Linked DNA regions of Homo sapiens: all the other regions are linked to region 1. Evidence: chromatin contacts called from ENCODE Hi-C or POLR2A ChIA-PET data. All regions are on one chromosome and are shown on one strand. The core of a region is the stretch at or near the end of the contact, and the rest is flanking DNA. Distances in the headings are between cores, read along the strand shown.

Region 1 (4,809 bases), core at 1,727-4,226:
CTCTTCAAGACCCAGGAATTGGGGTAGGGGAAAGGTCTTCATCTTGAAGACAATTAAATGCTGCTTTTCAAGTGTAATTATTCAATGTAAGGCATTGAAGCAATCTGAAATTGCATCCTGTTTTGACTGCCATTGCTTTTGTATGTTCTTATTCAGCACCCTTAAAATGTCCAAAAGAGTTGGGAAATTTTGTCATGTTTGGTGCCCCCAAAACACACAAATCCCCATTCCTAGCCTGTGGATGAATGAATCTCTGGGACTGAGCAGCTACCAACTGCAAAGCCAAAGCTCTCTGCCTGTTAGCAGGCCCCAGCCAAAGGCAGGATCTCAGGGGCACCTAAGCCAGAGCTGGAGTCAGGAAAGCTGGTCACACGGCAGAGGGGGTGAAGACTGGTGAATCAGCACCCCTGTTCTGCATTTGGTTGTCTCCGGTAATTCACTCCTTCATCCTTCCAACCTCTGCCCCCGTCCTATTGCACCCAAGCCTGCCTCTCCCTCCCTACCCTAATTTTTAAATAATTCATTCTCTTTATGAAGAGGAGGGGTAGGCCAGGTGCAGTGGCTCACCCCTGTAATCCCAGCACTTTGGGAGGCCGAGGGGGCGGATCATGAGGTCAGGAGTTCGAGACCAACCTGGCCAACCTGGTGAAACCCCATCTCTACTAAAAATACAAAAATTAGCCAGGCGTGGTGGCGCACACCTGTAATCTCAGCTTACTCGGGAGGCTGAGGCAGGAGAATCGCTTGAACCCGGGAGGCGGAGGTTGCAGTGAGCTGAGATTGTGCCACTGCACTCTAGCCTGGGCAACAGAGCAAGACTCTGTCTTGCAAAAAAAAAAAAAAAAAAAAAACAGGAGGGGTGGTTTGATGGTGGACGACAAAGGGGAGAGAGACACCCAAGAGAGATACAGTGTGGCTCTGACTAAAGTGAATAGAGAATCCACTTTAACCAGCTAAATGGACGTGTTTGCATTTTGAAGGAAGAGCCCACTTATCCCTCAAGATCTCTAGTGGGCTAATTATTTCAGGAAGATGGGTCTTTTCATCATCTCTTCCTTACTGGAAAAGGACAGGGTTTGCAGGGGAAAATGGGAAGACTAGTATAGGACAGGTGAGGTTTGAAGTGTCCTGCTAGACAGGCTGGTGTCACTATCTCCACCCAGATGCCCCATGGGTACCTGGAACTCAGGGATGAATTCATCTTCCCTACAGGCTGGCTCCTCCTCCAAGATGTCCATTTCAGTTGGTGGCACCTCTATATCCTTTCACCCTACCTGTCTCTAAAGCTAGAAGAAACAACTCATCGTCATCCTTGACTCATCCCTGAACCCCAGCAATCACCCATGCTGTTCCTTACTCTGCTCTCTCCCTGTCACCTAGAGGACAAGCTAAAGATCAGAAACACGAGGCATTTAACTATCTTTAAATACAAAGCATTTAACTATCTTTCTAATTGCCATGGCTTCCTACTGCCTTCGGGAAATATCTCAAGGCAAGTAAAAGTATTTGAAATCCATTCTTCAAGTTGTCCCATGGAAATTTTTGAAATGTAGATGGCCCATTTCTTGTCAGATCTGATTAGATCATTACTTTTCCCTTAAAGTGGGGCTGCAGGGAAAGCTCTTGTCAAGAGGAAGGATAATTGTCCACTCTGTGTTTTCCTGCTGTTCACATGTGCCTGTATGATTAGCGGCTCATCTTCAGTCCTCGGTTTTGTTTCTTTCAGGCATTTTTTGAAATCACTGGGCTATTTTGCAAGGGCTAGTTTAGTTAGAATGAAGTAATATAATCAGTGAGTCTGTTTAACCAAGCACACATAAACATATGCTGAAATAAATCAAAACTGCTGAAAGAGAACAAACGAGTGAGGCATAGACTAAGCACCTCTCCCCACCCCATGTGGGGGATGTTTCCCTCATCCCTCAGAATGCCACACAACAGTGGGGCCCAAATCTGTCTGTGTATTAAATATTAGTAAAGCTTAATTTATCTCATTACAAAAAAGGAAACCTAAATAGAGGTTCTAAGAGTTCCATTTTTTGCACCCCACCAGTGGTGCCTAGTGGAGGCTGCTACCCTTTAAGTCATGGTGTCCCCCATGAGTCCCACAAGCTGCCTGCTTCCTGTGGCAGGTGGTGGAAATTTGGGAGACCTCAGGACTTCCCAGAAGCAGGGGTAAGCTCGGGGTATCTGTCTTCAAGGCAGGTGGCTCCTCTGGAGGGTTGGGAAGGGACCAGACCCAAGAAGTCTTCAAGAATATGCTGCAAAGTTAACCCTGAGTCTGAAAAATCCATTCCCTAACCCTTCTAAATCATCTAAGTTTTACCATGGGTGCCTTTTAAAGTGTTCCCAAATGCCTTTTGTAAGCCTCAGAAGTGCCACCCTCTCTCACGTATGAAAGGAATTGGACCAATAAAGGCACTTTTCATGAGCTTCTAAGCTTTGATCATTTCTCCATGGGAGAGGGGAGGATCAAGGTTTTTTTTTGTTTGTCTCTAACTCAAAGGCCCCACCATCCCTTAAGGCTTTCATTTCATTCTACCTCCTCCAGCTCCATGTTCTTTCTTTAGAATTCTAGGAATATACAAACAACAGTTTTATACAAGGGATGGAAAATGTTTTCTAGTTTGAATCCACTGGAGATGCAACAACTCAATGAGTCTCTCTGGAAGCCACAACTGTATTAGGTTCACATTTCAAAACACTACTTAAAGTTCCTTAATGGTCCTGCCCCCACAGCTACTTAGGGACATCCAAAACCTAAAGCAGAAGCAGTGTCTTCTTGAGGAAGCATTTTATCATTGTCAAGGATATCCCATCCTGCATACCACCACGCCTCACCCCTACAGCATACACCTTCCTCATCATTCACCCACAGAACAGAAAAGGAGACGGGAAGGGGTGGGGAGGCCATCACTCTCACCACTCGCTCCTGACCACTTATCAGTAGTGAAAGATGGAGCATGAGAGACGTGACAGGTTCAGTCAGCTTTTCTGGCTGCATAAACTGAGCAGAAGGATGGTTGCTCATCATGAAAGTTCAAGTTCAGGCCAGACGCTGTGGCTCAATGCCTGTAATTCCAGCACTTTGGGAGGCCGAGGCGGGTGGATCACGAGGTCAGGAGTTCGTAGACCAGCCTGGCCAACATGTTGAAACCCCGTCTCTACTAAAAATACAAAAATTAGCCAGGCATGGTGGTGTGTACCTGTAGTCCCAGCTACTCGGGAGGCGGAGGCAGGAGAATCGCTTGAATCCAGGAGGCAGAGGTTTCAGTGAGCTGAGACTGTGCCACTGCCCTCCAGCCTGGGCGACAAAGTGAGACTCTGTCTCAAAAAAAAAAAAAAAAGGAAAGAAAGTTCAAGTTCAAAGCAGTTTGTGAGCCTGCTCCGTCTTAAGGAGACTTGCTTGAAGTTCTTCCATTTTTTGTTTTTTTTTTTCCCCCTAACAATTAAGTGTAAGTGATTGAGTGCCAGAAACTTGGACTACCAGGAATCTCCCTCTGCCCAGGGCTCTTACCCCACCCCTTGGGCCTTTCCTCCCACCTTCCCTGTCTTTTGGGTCCCCTGCCTTGACAAATGATGCCCATTAAGCACTCCAGATTGTTTTCTTCTGGGAACCATCTTCACTCTTAACTTCTGCTTAACATTTTTAGCTAATTCTCTTCCCTGCCATTATCTCAAGCTATTTAGAGAAATGAAGTAATTCTGATGTGTACTGACTATTACAAATAATTTCCCATTTTATAATTTTGACACAGCTATCCACACTTACATTCAAGTTTTCCACACACTCCTTAGAGAAGTTTCCAAGTCCTGTGAAAAAGAGGGGAGAATAGCTGTCCCCTCACCCTGTCCACTCCCACATCCTAGAGTGATGCTCAGAGGCCCTTTTCTGGGCTGTAGCTGAGAGCTCAGAGCCTGTCATGTTTTATAACCATCATTTACTTTATTTTTCCCAAAATTTATTACCTTGTTCTTACCATGCTGAAGCTATTCTGCCCACTCACCCAGCTTGGTAAAGATCTTCCTGTTGTTTATCACCATTAGCTTGGCATTTCACCATCTGGGAGAGCTTAGTGTTTTCTAGAAACATGGAAACATCACTTGTACTCTGGCTGAACATCATTTATAAAAGCAGCAGCTCAGACTGACCCCAGCACTTTTCCATGCAGTGAAGTTCCCCCCTTAAATTATCTTTTGCTTTCTCTCTCCAAACTAGCTCACTGCCATTGTCACACCATTCTCCCAACATAGTCCTGGTGTGTTTCCTTTCTTGTAAATGATCGAAGGGTCCTTATTCTCAGAGACTTCATATTATCTTTGATTGAGCTCTTCTATCAATCTTGGTTTAAGGAAGCCCCCTGTCTTTCTACCAGGATGAATTTGCTATCGCTACATAATCACATTTTTATGTCTATTCTCAGAGATTCCGAAGTACTATAAACAATCCATTACCTTTCATGCCTGGAAAATGGGAACTTTTGTTCAAACATGGTTAAAAGAATTATCTCTGGCCAAAAGAGCTTTCCTAGGACTTGTATACAGAAGGAGAAGTTTTTACCAAGACCTATCCTCCATCTTTTAGTGTTTCCCCATTAATAAACACGGTCCACTAGTTAGGCCTGTTTCCCAAATATCCCAAGCACACTTGTGACCTTGACTCCCAAAGCTTAGCTCATGCTGTTTCTTTCAGCCTGCAGTATTCCTCCTTGGTGGGTCACCAATAGGCACCCTGTGCAGAAGGCTGAGGCAGAAGGATGGTTGAAAGCAAGGCCAAGATTTCCATGTGCAGAAAGTCTTGCAAATGGG
Region 2 (4,809 bases), core at 1,639-4,138, 43 kb before region 1:
CCTCTCATGGTAGAATTTTAGGCACTGTAGCAGATTATGAGGAACACGCCTGGTGGCAGAGAGGACATTTGGCACTTCAGAGTGCCAAGTGATCTCCCAACAGTGCCCAGTAGCTCACAGCTCTGGGGACACTGGGCCTTCTCCTGGCTCTCCCTGAGGAATGAGGAGACCCAAATGAAACCACAACAGAAAACAAATGATACTTTCTGAGCCAAAGAAAGTTGCCTTCAAATCTATGTTTTTGTAATTCCTCCTGGAAACAGGGTTGATTTTCCCTATGAGTTCTACATCTGGAGGCTGAGTGAAAACAGAACTAACCAGTTGCACAGGAGCTTCCTAATCTACTAGAAAGCTCTCAAAAAGCCACGTGAGATAAATGTGGAACTTTTTCAAAACACCAGTTTAATTCAAAATAATTTTCAGTTTGAATGTCATGAAAATTTTAAAATATTTTTCCATTCTCATTTCAGGTTCCTCTTGTTGAAATGGCATTGTCTTTATTTACTTTTTGTTTTGTTTTTAAACACATAGCTCAGCAACAAGACGCCTTATAGTCTGCCTGCCGGCAGAGGGTTTGGGGTACTTGTCTTGCACCTGCTCTGCATTGCCTCCTGTCCCCCAAAATCCAGCTATTAACTCCTTAAGACTGGAAGGGTCTCATTTTTCACTGTGTCCTCAGCAGGCCCAAGACCATACCTGACAGGTAATAGTTGCTCAGTGAGAACCTGCAGATCTGAGGGGAATTGTGGGGGAAGACAGCAGTGTGGTTTTTCCATCAGGAAAACAGGGTCATGGGGCAGCTGCCTCGAGAGGTCACTTGGTCCTCTGCTCTGGGTGCCCCATGATGGCAGGGGCCAGGCTGTAACTGGCTTTGTGTTCCCAGCCCTTGCTACCCACCAGGCATTCAATGAAAGTTGGATGTAGGAGGCTAGGCATTAGGGCCAGGAAAAAGAATATTTATACATCAGGGAAAATACTACAAATGCAGAATTTTTTCTTTTTGGAATCAGGGAACTCCAGGCCAGATAAGCAGAGCCGTTTTTGTTGCTGGAATAGTAGAGCTGTCACTGGTGGAGGATGATGGGAGAGTTTCCAGGATCTTCATTCCTGGTGGGCGAACAATGTGAGCAGGATGCATAGATCAGCTCCTTGATGCCTAGAGCAATAGAACTGTCCCTGTTATCATTCTCCATTCAGAACCTCTTCCTGCACACATTCAATAAGAAGGACTCTGGGGAAGACAGGTTTAGGTTTCAACCAAAACTTCACCACTTACCAGCTGTGTGACCTTGGCCAAATTACTTAGCCATTTCCTCATCTGTAAAATTGGGCTAAAACTTAGTAGTATTACCTCATTGAGAAGTGGGGTAGATTAAATGAAATCTTGACATATGAAAGGCACAGTTCCTGGCACATAGCAAGCACTCAGTACATTTCCCCAGGGCGGGAGAGGCTTAGCCAGGGCGGGCTAGGTGGAAGGTGTTTGCCCACAACTGCTCTCACAGCTCTTGATAATTTCACGCAAACAGGTCCAAGCTCAGTAAAGGGATGGGAGGATGGTTGTGGGGGACGGTTATGGGGTAGCACAGAAGCTGGGACAGAATAGGGCTGGGGCAAAGGGGAGCCACCTGCGAGATGCCTGCCCCCACTGCTTGTGCAGGGCAGGTGGGAAGTGGCCAATCAAAGGCTATAGAGGTCATCCCAGGGAGGGCCCTGGAAAGCACCCTGTAGCCAGGATGATATTTGCTGATACAGAAGAGAAGGATGGGGTTATAGCCCTAAGAGAGTCGACAGGCAGTTTCCACGGCCTCATCCAGGTCACCAGGGCTCAGGATGGAGCCCCCGAGTGAGTGCTCTACCAGGGCTTACTCCACGCCTTCTAGGCACTCAAACTGGGGAATCAGGAGTAACTGCTCCTGTCACTCCACCTCTCTGACTTCCTCACTACCACCCTTTCCATGCCTCCACCCAACCACCTGGGCCTCCTGCTGTTCCTCAGCCCCACCAAGCAGGCTCCCACTCAGGGGCTCTGCCCCAGCCACTCCCTGTCCTGGCATGCTGGTTGGTCCCAATAGCTCACTCATTGCTTATAGCTCTCTGCCCAGTTGTCACCTCAGCCAAGAGAACCTCTCTGTCTGCCATATACAATATCATTCACATCTTTCCCCATCCTTTTCACTCTCCAGCCCCACCTCATTGTCTCCCCAGTACTTGCCACCATATCACCAATGTATATTACCGGTGAACTTGTTGTTCTCTACTTCCTACACTATAATGTGTGCTCCATGAAGGCAGGGACTTTGTTCACTCCAGTATGCCCAGAGTCTGGCCAAAATGCCTGATCCCTGAGATGGACCTGCCCAATAACTATTTGCTGACTTAATAATGAGTGAGTGAACTGCCAAACCCTATCTGCTGGCATGTGAAGGACACTAACATCCTGAACTGGTACAGACAAAACCAGGACCTTACGAAGGTCACAGGTACTAGTTGCTAGTAGGTTGGGAACTGGGGAGGAGAGGGCTGAGTTTACAGAGGGCAGTAGCCTACCTTGACTCCCATCTACCTGCTTCAAGTATCAATCCAGGAAAATTTTTATTAGGGAACTCTTGGACACTGAAAAATTCCTTTTGATTCAGTGATGTGAAGCACTGATGACAGAACTTCAGGCGCCATGGCCAGCAGGGAGAAGGTGTCCAGCTGTTTGGCTCACCCAAATCACCCCTTGAGTCACTTCATACCTACTTATAACTCCAGTAGTAACCAAAAGATCATTTACACAGACAAGCCATTAGAGAAATTTGAGAATTTAAGTCATAGTTTCAGCAGTATTACCCAGATAAACAGCAGCTTGTGGTTAGGTCTTGGATGGAGTTCTTGCCCACAGGTCAGGGTTTCTCCTTTCTGGTGCTTAAAATCACTGCCTCACCAAGAAGGCAGCAAGTAGGGTATCATTACAGTGAACAATTCATGACACAAAATGCAAGAATGTCCAAGCCCCACCCAGAAGCCCATGGTCATGATGCTTGCCTGATCTGCTCATGACTGAATCCATTGAGAGGAATTATTTTGGTACCAAGAACACATTTCCCAGTTCCCGTCCATATATGGGGAGAAATGGCATGCCTCTGTGTGTCAGTGCCCAGAAACAAGCAGGCTCTCAGAGTTGGGAATGACAGAAGCCTCACCCACAGTCTAGCCGACATCTGAGATGTTTCCAGGGAGCCTCGCTGAAGAAGCAGTGTTATTTTCCAGAGGAGGTCAGGGCACAGTGGTGATAATGTGGAAGAGGAGAAAGAAAATGAAACATCCTGTTCTGAAAGCATGAGCTCAGAAAGTAATGGTTGTGTAAGAGACTGTCCCTTGCAGGAATGTCACTATTCCTTCTTGTGACTACACCTTCCCTACCAGGGCACTGAATTTCTTCTGGGCCATGACTAATTACAACGAAACCCCCTCTCCACGAAAATCACATCTGCATGGTGTTCACATGAACAGGATCTGATCTGTGCCTTCAGCAAAATAAGATAGCTGCAAGCCCATGGAGCTGTTTTATCAGGATTAAATAAAATTGTGTACCTAAAGGACCTAGAAAATCTGTACCTGGGAGTCAGTGTGTGCTCAAGAAATATTATTTTTCCTGTCTAAGGATCTCATTATTTTGCTTACTACATGATATTGTGTTGCCTTGCAGTGATGATTATTTCTTTTAACATCTGGCTTAGACTACCCCTTTTAGCTTCTTGCATTTTTGTTTTAGAGAGTATAGATTATGTTTGGTTTTTAGTTGCAATAAAGTTATATGTTGGAACTAGCTCAGTCTAATAATAATCTCAAACATTATAGTGATTTGAGGGACATTTGTTCCCTTCATTAATCCATTTACCTCATGTTGTTCCAGAAGTATTTTGAGGGGGCTACAAAAATAAATATAGCAGGATACAACGAGATAAGATTAATTATTACAAGTTGGTTCCAAAATTGGTCCCAAGCATCAGAGAAGCCAAAGCAAAGAGGGAAAACTGAGCAATGATAAGATTCACAGTATTTGCAAGATGCCAGTTGCTTCAAGAAAGCAGTTTTTCTTGCAGTAAGCCCTAAATGAACTCTGTTCTGTCCTCAACAGTATCTCTACAGAATAGCTGCCTCTGATCCTGCCTTTTGGTACAAACCAGGGCACCACACCCAAGAGCAGCTGAAGACAAGATCTAAGCAAGGTAGGTTTCTGCTGGACTAGTGTGATTCAGGGGTGGGATCTTCCTGGCAAGAGGAATCAGTGAGATGTACATTTGTTCCAGTTACTATAGGTGCATAACAAATTACCCCAAAACCTAGTAGCTTAAAATTATTATTTTAGTTTGCTTACAATTTTGAGCAAGAGTAATGTGGACAGGGAACAACAAGGAAAGCTTGCTCTGTTCCACGATATTTGGTGTTCACATAGGGGCAATGTGAAAGGCGGAATCTGGAAGCATCTTTACTTACACAGCTGATGGCTGGTGCTGGCTGTTGGCTGGGACAGGGGCACTCACACATGGCTTGTCCACATGACCCAGGCTGCCTCACTGCATGGAGGTTGACAGTAATCAGAATTCTTCTGCAGCAGCTAAGCGCTCCAAATGTGAATGTCCCAGAGAGCCAGACAAAAGCTGGATAGTCTTTTCTGGCCTAGCCTCAGAAGTTATCCAAAGTCCCTTTCACTGAATTTGGTTGGTTGCAAAGCAAGTCACAAGCCCAACCAGATTCAAAGAAAGGGGACGTAGACCCCACTTCTTGGTAGAAGGCATGTCATCACATTATAAAAAAGCA
Region 3 (4,809 bases), core at 679-3,178, 36 kb after region 1:
GGCATTACCATTCAGGACATAGGCATGGGCAAGGACTTCATGTCTAAAACACCAAAAGCAATGGCAACAAAAGACAAAATTGACAAATGGGATCTGATTAAACTAAAGAGCTTCTGCACAGCAAAAGAAACTAACATCAGAGTGAACAGGCAACCTACAAAATGGGAGAAAATTTTCACAACCTACTCATCTGACAAAGGGCTAATATCCAGAATCTACAAAGAACTCAAACAAATTTACAAGAAAAAAACAAACAACCCCATCAAAAAGTGGGCGAAGGACGTGAACAGACACTTCTCAAAAGAAGACATTTATGCAGCCAAAAAACACATGAAAAAATGCTCATCATCACTGGCCATCAGAGAAATGCAAATCAAAACCACAATGAGATACCATCTCACACCAGTTAGAATGGCAATCATTAAAAAGTCAGGAAACAACAGATGCTGGAGAGGATGTGGAGAAATAGGAACACTTTTACACTGTTGGTGGGACTGTAAACTAGTTCAACCATTGTGGAAGTCAGTGTGGCGATTCCTCAGGGATCTAGAACTGGAAATACCATTTGACCCAGCCATCCCATTACTGGGTATATACCCAAAGGACTATAAATCATGCTGCTATAAAGACACATGCACACGTATGTTTATTGCAGCATTATTCACAATAGCAAAGACTTGGAACCAACCCAAATGTCCAACAGTGATAGACTGGATTAAGAAAATGTGGCACGTATACACCATGGAATACTATGCAGCCATAAAAAACGATGAGTTCATGTCCTTTGTAGGGACATGGATGAAATTGGAAATCATCATTCTCAGTAAACTATCACAAGAACAAAAAACCAAACACCACATATTCTCACTCGTAGGTGGGAATTGAACAATGAGAACACATGGACACAGGAAGGGGAACATCACACTCTGGGGACTGTTGTCGGGTGGCGGGGGGAGGGATAGCACTGGGAGATATACCTAATGCTAGATGACAAGTTGGTGGGTGCAGCGCACCAGCATGGCACATGTATACATATGTAACTAACCTGCACAATGTGCACATGTACCCTAAAACTTAAAGTATAATGATAATAATTTAAAAAAAAGAAAAAAAAAAAGGAAAGAAGCACTGAAGAAGATAGGACAGACAGTCTTGAATTGCTGACATCACCCCTCTCCCTCCCCCCAGCACTGGCCACGTGGCATGGAGAGAGAATATGTGTGCTTTGGGGAGAGGGACTGCAGTGATTGTGGGACTTTGCATTGGAACTCAGCACTGCCCTGTCACAGTGGAAAGAAACCTAGGACAGAATTTGGCCAGCACCTATGAAGGAACATTTAGGCCAGCCTTAGACAGAGGGGAATCATCCATTCCAGTGGTTGGAACCTGAGTTCCAGCTAGCCCCCCCACCACAGGCTAAAGCACTCCGGGGTCCTAAATAAACATGAAAGTCAGTCTAGGCCACAAGGATTGCAATTCCTGGGCAAGTCCTGGTACTGTTCTGGGCTCAGAACAAGTGGACTTGGGGTACACACAACTCAGTGAGACACTAGATGGGGCAGCCAAAGAAATGCTTAAATCACCCTTTTCCCATTCCAAGACAATGTAGCTTACAGGCCCAGGAGAGACTTCTTCCTTTTGCTTGAGGAAAGGAGAGAGGAGACTAAAGAGGACTGTCTTGCAACTTGGATACCAGCTAATCCACAGTAGAAGAGGTCACCAGGCAGTCGTGAGGCCTCCATTCCAGGCCCTAACTCCCAGATGACATTTCTAGACATACGCTAGGCCAGAAGAGAAACTGTTGTTGCCTTGAAGTAAAGGACCCAGTCCTAGCAGGATTCGTCACCTGATGACTAAAGAGCTGCTGAGCCTTGAATAAACATCAGCAGTACTTGGATGAGACCCAGGGCTTTGCTGGCTTCAGATGTGACCCAGCATATTCCCAACTTTGGTGGCCACAGGGAGAGGCTCCTTCTGCTTGAGGAAAGGACAGGAAAGAGTAAAGGGGACGTTGTCATAGAGCTTAGGCATCAGCTCAGCCGCAGTAGCATACAGCACTAAGCAGGCTCCTGGGGTTCCCAATTCCAGGCCTTGGCTTCTGGATGGCATTTCTGGATCCACCCTCAGCCAGAGGTGAGCCCACTGCCCTGAAGGGAGAGACCCAGACCTGGCAGCATTCACCACAAGCTGACTGAAGAGCATGTGAGCCTTGAGTGAACACTGGCACTAACCAGGCAGTACTCGCAGTGGCCCTGGGGCAATGGTGGCCATGAGAAGACACTCCTGCATAAGAAAAGGAGAAGGAAGAGTGGAAAGGACTTTATCTTGCAGCTTGGATGCCAGCATAACTACAGTAGAATAGAGTACCAAGTAGAATCCTAAGGTTCTGAACTCCAAGCTCTGGCTCCCAGATGGCATTTATGAACCTGCCCTGGGCCAGAGGTGGGAGCTCGCTGCCATGAACAGGATACAAGCCTGGCTGGATTTACCACCTGCTGACTAAAGAGCCCTTGGGCCTTCAGTGAACATCAGCAGTAGCCAGGCAGTGGTCTCTGCAGGTCAGGCAAGACTCAATGCTATGCTGGCTTTGGCTCTGACACAGTGCAGGGCCAGTGGTGGTGGCCACAGGGGTGTTTGTGTCACCCCTCAACCAGCTCCACGTAGCCCAGCATGGACAGAGAGAGATACTCTGTTTGGGGGAAAATAAAGGAAGAGAAAAAGTGTCTCTGCCTAGTAATCCAGAGAATTCTCCCAGATCTTTCCCAAGACCACCAAGATGGTACCTCTATAAGTGTGCAAGAATCACAATGTTATCAGGCCTGGGGTGCCCCATAACACAGATAATAAAGACTTTCCCAGACAAACAGAATCTGAGGGATTTAAACACCAGTGACCAAATATTTAGATTATAATACTCGATTCCTTTTGAATACTTAGAAAGCCTTCCCAAGAAGGATGGGTACAAACAAGCTCAGACAGTGAAGACTATAATAAATACCTAACTCTTCAATGTCTAAACACTGATGAACATCCACAAGCATCAAGACCATCCAGGAAAACATGAACTTACCAAACAAACTAAATAAGGTACCAGTGACCAATCCTGGAGTGACAGAGAGATGTGATCTTTCAGACAAAGCATTCAAAAATCATGAGGAAACTCAATGAAATTTAAGATAACTCAGAGAAGGAATTAAGAATCCTATTAGATAAATTCAACAAAGAGATTGAAATAATTTTTAAAAATCAAGCTGAATTTCTGCAGCTGAAAAATGCAACTGAGATACTGAAGACATACAGAGTATCTTAACAGCAGAACTGATCAAGCAGAAGAAAGAATTAGTGAGCTTGAAGACTGGCTATTTGAAAATACACAGTCAGAGGAGACAAAAGAAGAAAGAATGAAGCATGCCTACAAGATCTGAAAAAAAATAGCCTCAAAGGGGCAAATCTAAGGATTATTGGCCTTATAGAGGAGGTAGAGAGAAAAATTAGGGTAGAGATAATAACAGACAACTTTCCAAAACTAGAGAAAGATATCAATATTCAAGTACAAGAAGGATATAGAACACAAAACATCTTTAACTCAAATTAGACTACCCCCAAAGCATTAACAATCAAACTCCCAAAGGTCAAGGATAAATAAAGGATCCTAAAAGCAGCAAGAGAAAGGAAACAAATAACATACAAAGGAGCTCCAGTACAACTAGCAGCAGACTTCTCAATAGAAACCTTACAGGCCAGGAGAGAGTGGCATGACATATTTAAAGTGCTGAAGGAAAAAAAAAATTATCCTAGAATAGTATATCAAGCAAAAGTGTCCTTCAAACCAAAAGGAGAAATGAAGACTTTCCCAGACAAACAGAAGCTGAGGGATTTAAACACCAGACCTGTCCTACAAGAAATGCTAAAGGGAGCTCTTCAATCTGAAAGAAAAGGATGTTCGGGCAGATCACAAGGTCAAGAGATTGAGACCATCCTGGCCAACATGGTGAAACCCCGTCTCTATTAAAAATACAAAAATTAGCTGGGCGTGGTGGTGCACGCCTGTAGTCCCAGCTACTCGGGAAGCTGAGGCAGAATCACTTGAACCTGGGAGGTGGAGGTTGCAGTGAGCCGAGATCGCACCACTGCACTCCGGCCTGGGCGACAGAGCGAGACTCCATCTCAAAAAAAAAAAAAAAAAAAAGAAAAAAACAGAAAAAAAGAAATCATCTGAAGGCACAAAACTCACTGGTAATAGTAAGTAAACAGAGAAACACAGAATATTATAACTGAAATTGTGGTGTGTAAACTACTTATATCTTGAGTAGAAAGACTAAAAGATGAACCTATCAAAAATAATAACTACAACAATTTTTAAAGGCATAGACAGTGTAATAAGATATAAATAGAAACAACAAAGAGTTAAAAAGTGGGGGAAGGAGAATAAAGTTAAAATGTAGAGTTTGTATTAGTTTTCTCTTTGCTTGTTTGTAGTTTGTTTCTGCAATCAGTGTTAGGTTGTCATTAGTTTAAAATAATGAGTTTTAAGATGTTATTTATAAACCTCATGGCAACTTCAAATCAGAGAACCTACAACAGATACATAAAAAATAAAAAGCAAGAAATTAAAACATACCACCAGAGAAAACCACCTTCACAAAAAGGAAGAAAGGAAGGAAAGAAGGAAGAAAAGACCACAAAACAATCAGAAAACAAATAACAAAATGGCAAAAGTAACTCCTTATTCATCAATACTACCATTGAATGTAAATGGACTAAACTCTCCAATCAAGACACATACAATGGTTGAATGGATAAATAAAC

What was found. Hi-C counts contacts between places; a loop is a spot of excess contacts on that map. ChIA-PET counts read pairs that join two places held with the same protein, here RNA polymerase II (POLR2A). Pooled maps may share reads with other maps.
Region 2: a map of lower leg skin shows a loop between it and region 1 (4-fold over the local background). The contact joins two enhancer-like sites. A Hi-C loop is called at or near these places in 3 of 168 maps with a recorded cell type or tissue (A673, endothelial cell of hepatic sinusoid and lower leg skin) and 1 of 50 pooled maps. POLR2A ChIA-PET finds 5 or more read pairs at or near these places in 1 of 52 experiments (A549).
Region 3: POLR2A ChIA-PET joins it to region 1 with 10 read pairs in AG04450. The contact joins two enhancer-like sites. A Hi-C loop is called at or near these places in 1 of 50 pooled maps. POLR2A ChIA-PET finds 5 or more read pairs at or near these places in 8 of 52 experiments (AG04450, GM12878, H1 and 5 more).

What each region holds. Positions count from the first base shown.
Region 1 is chr15:51,064,703-51,069,511 of GRCh38, reverse strand. All of the region lies in intron 1 of TNFAIP8L3 (TNF alpha induced protein 8 like 3), which reads left to right. The region is part of intron 1 of MIR4713HG (MIR4713 host gene); the gene reads right to left. Among named protein-coding and RNA genes, the nearest start is that of TNFAIP8L3, 28 kb to the left of the region's middle. Within about 2 kb of position 2,976, at least 2 of the 41 ENCODE cell types and tissues checked have a DNase peak (open chromatin) inside an H3K27ac peak, as active enhancers do.
Region 2 is chr15:51,107,555-51,112,363 of GRCh38, reverse strand. All of the region lies in intron 1 of MIR4713HG (MIR4713 host gene), which reads right to left. Among named protein-coding and RNA genes, the nearest start is that of TNFAIP8L3, 15 kb to the right of the region's middle. Within about 2 kb of position 2,888, at least 6 of the 41 ENCODE cell types and tissues checked have a DNase peak (open chromatin) inside an H3K27ac peak, as active enhancers do.
Region 3 is chr15:51,027,915-51,032,723 of GRCh38, reverse strand. No RefSeq gene overlaps it. Among named protein-coding and RNA genes, the nearest start is that of MIR4713HG, 7.2 kb to the left of the region's middle. RefSeq lists a silencer at 1,586-1,786. Within about 2 kb of position 1,928, at least 4 of the 41 ENCODE cell types and tissues checked have a DNase peak (open chromatin) inside an H3K27ac peak, as active enhancers do.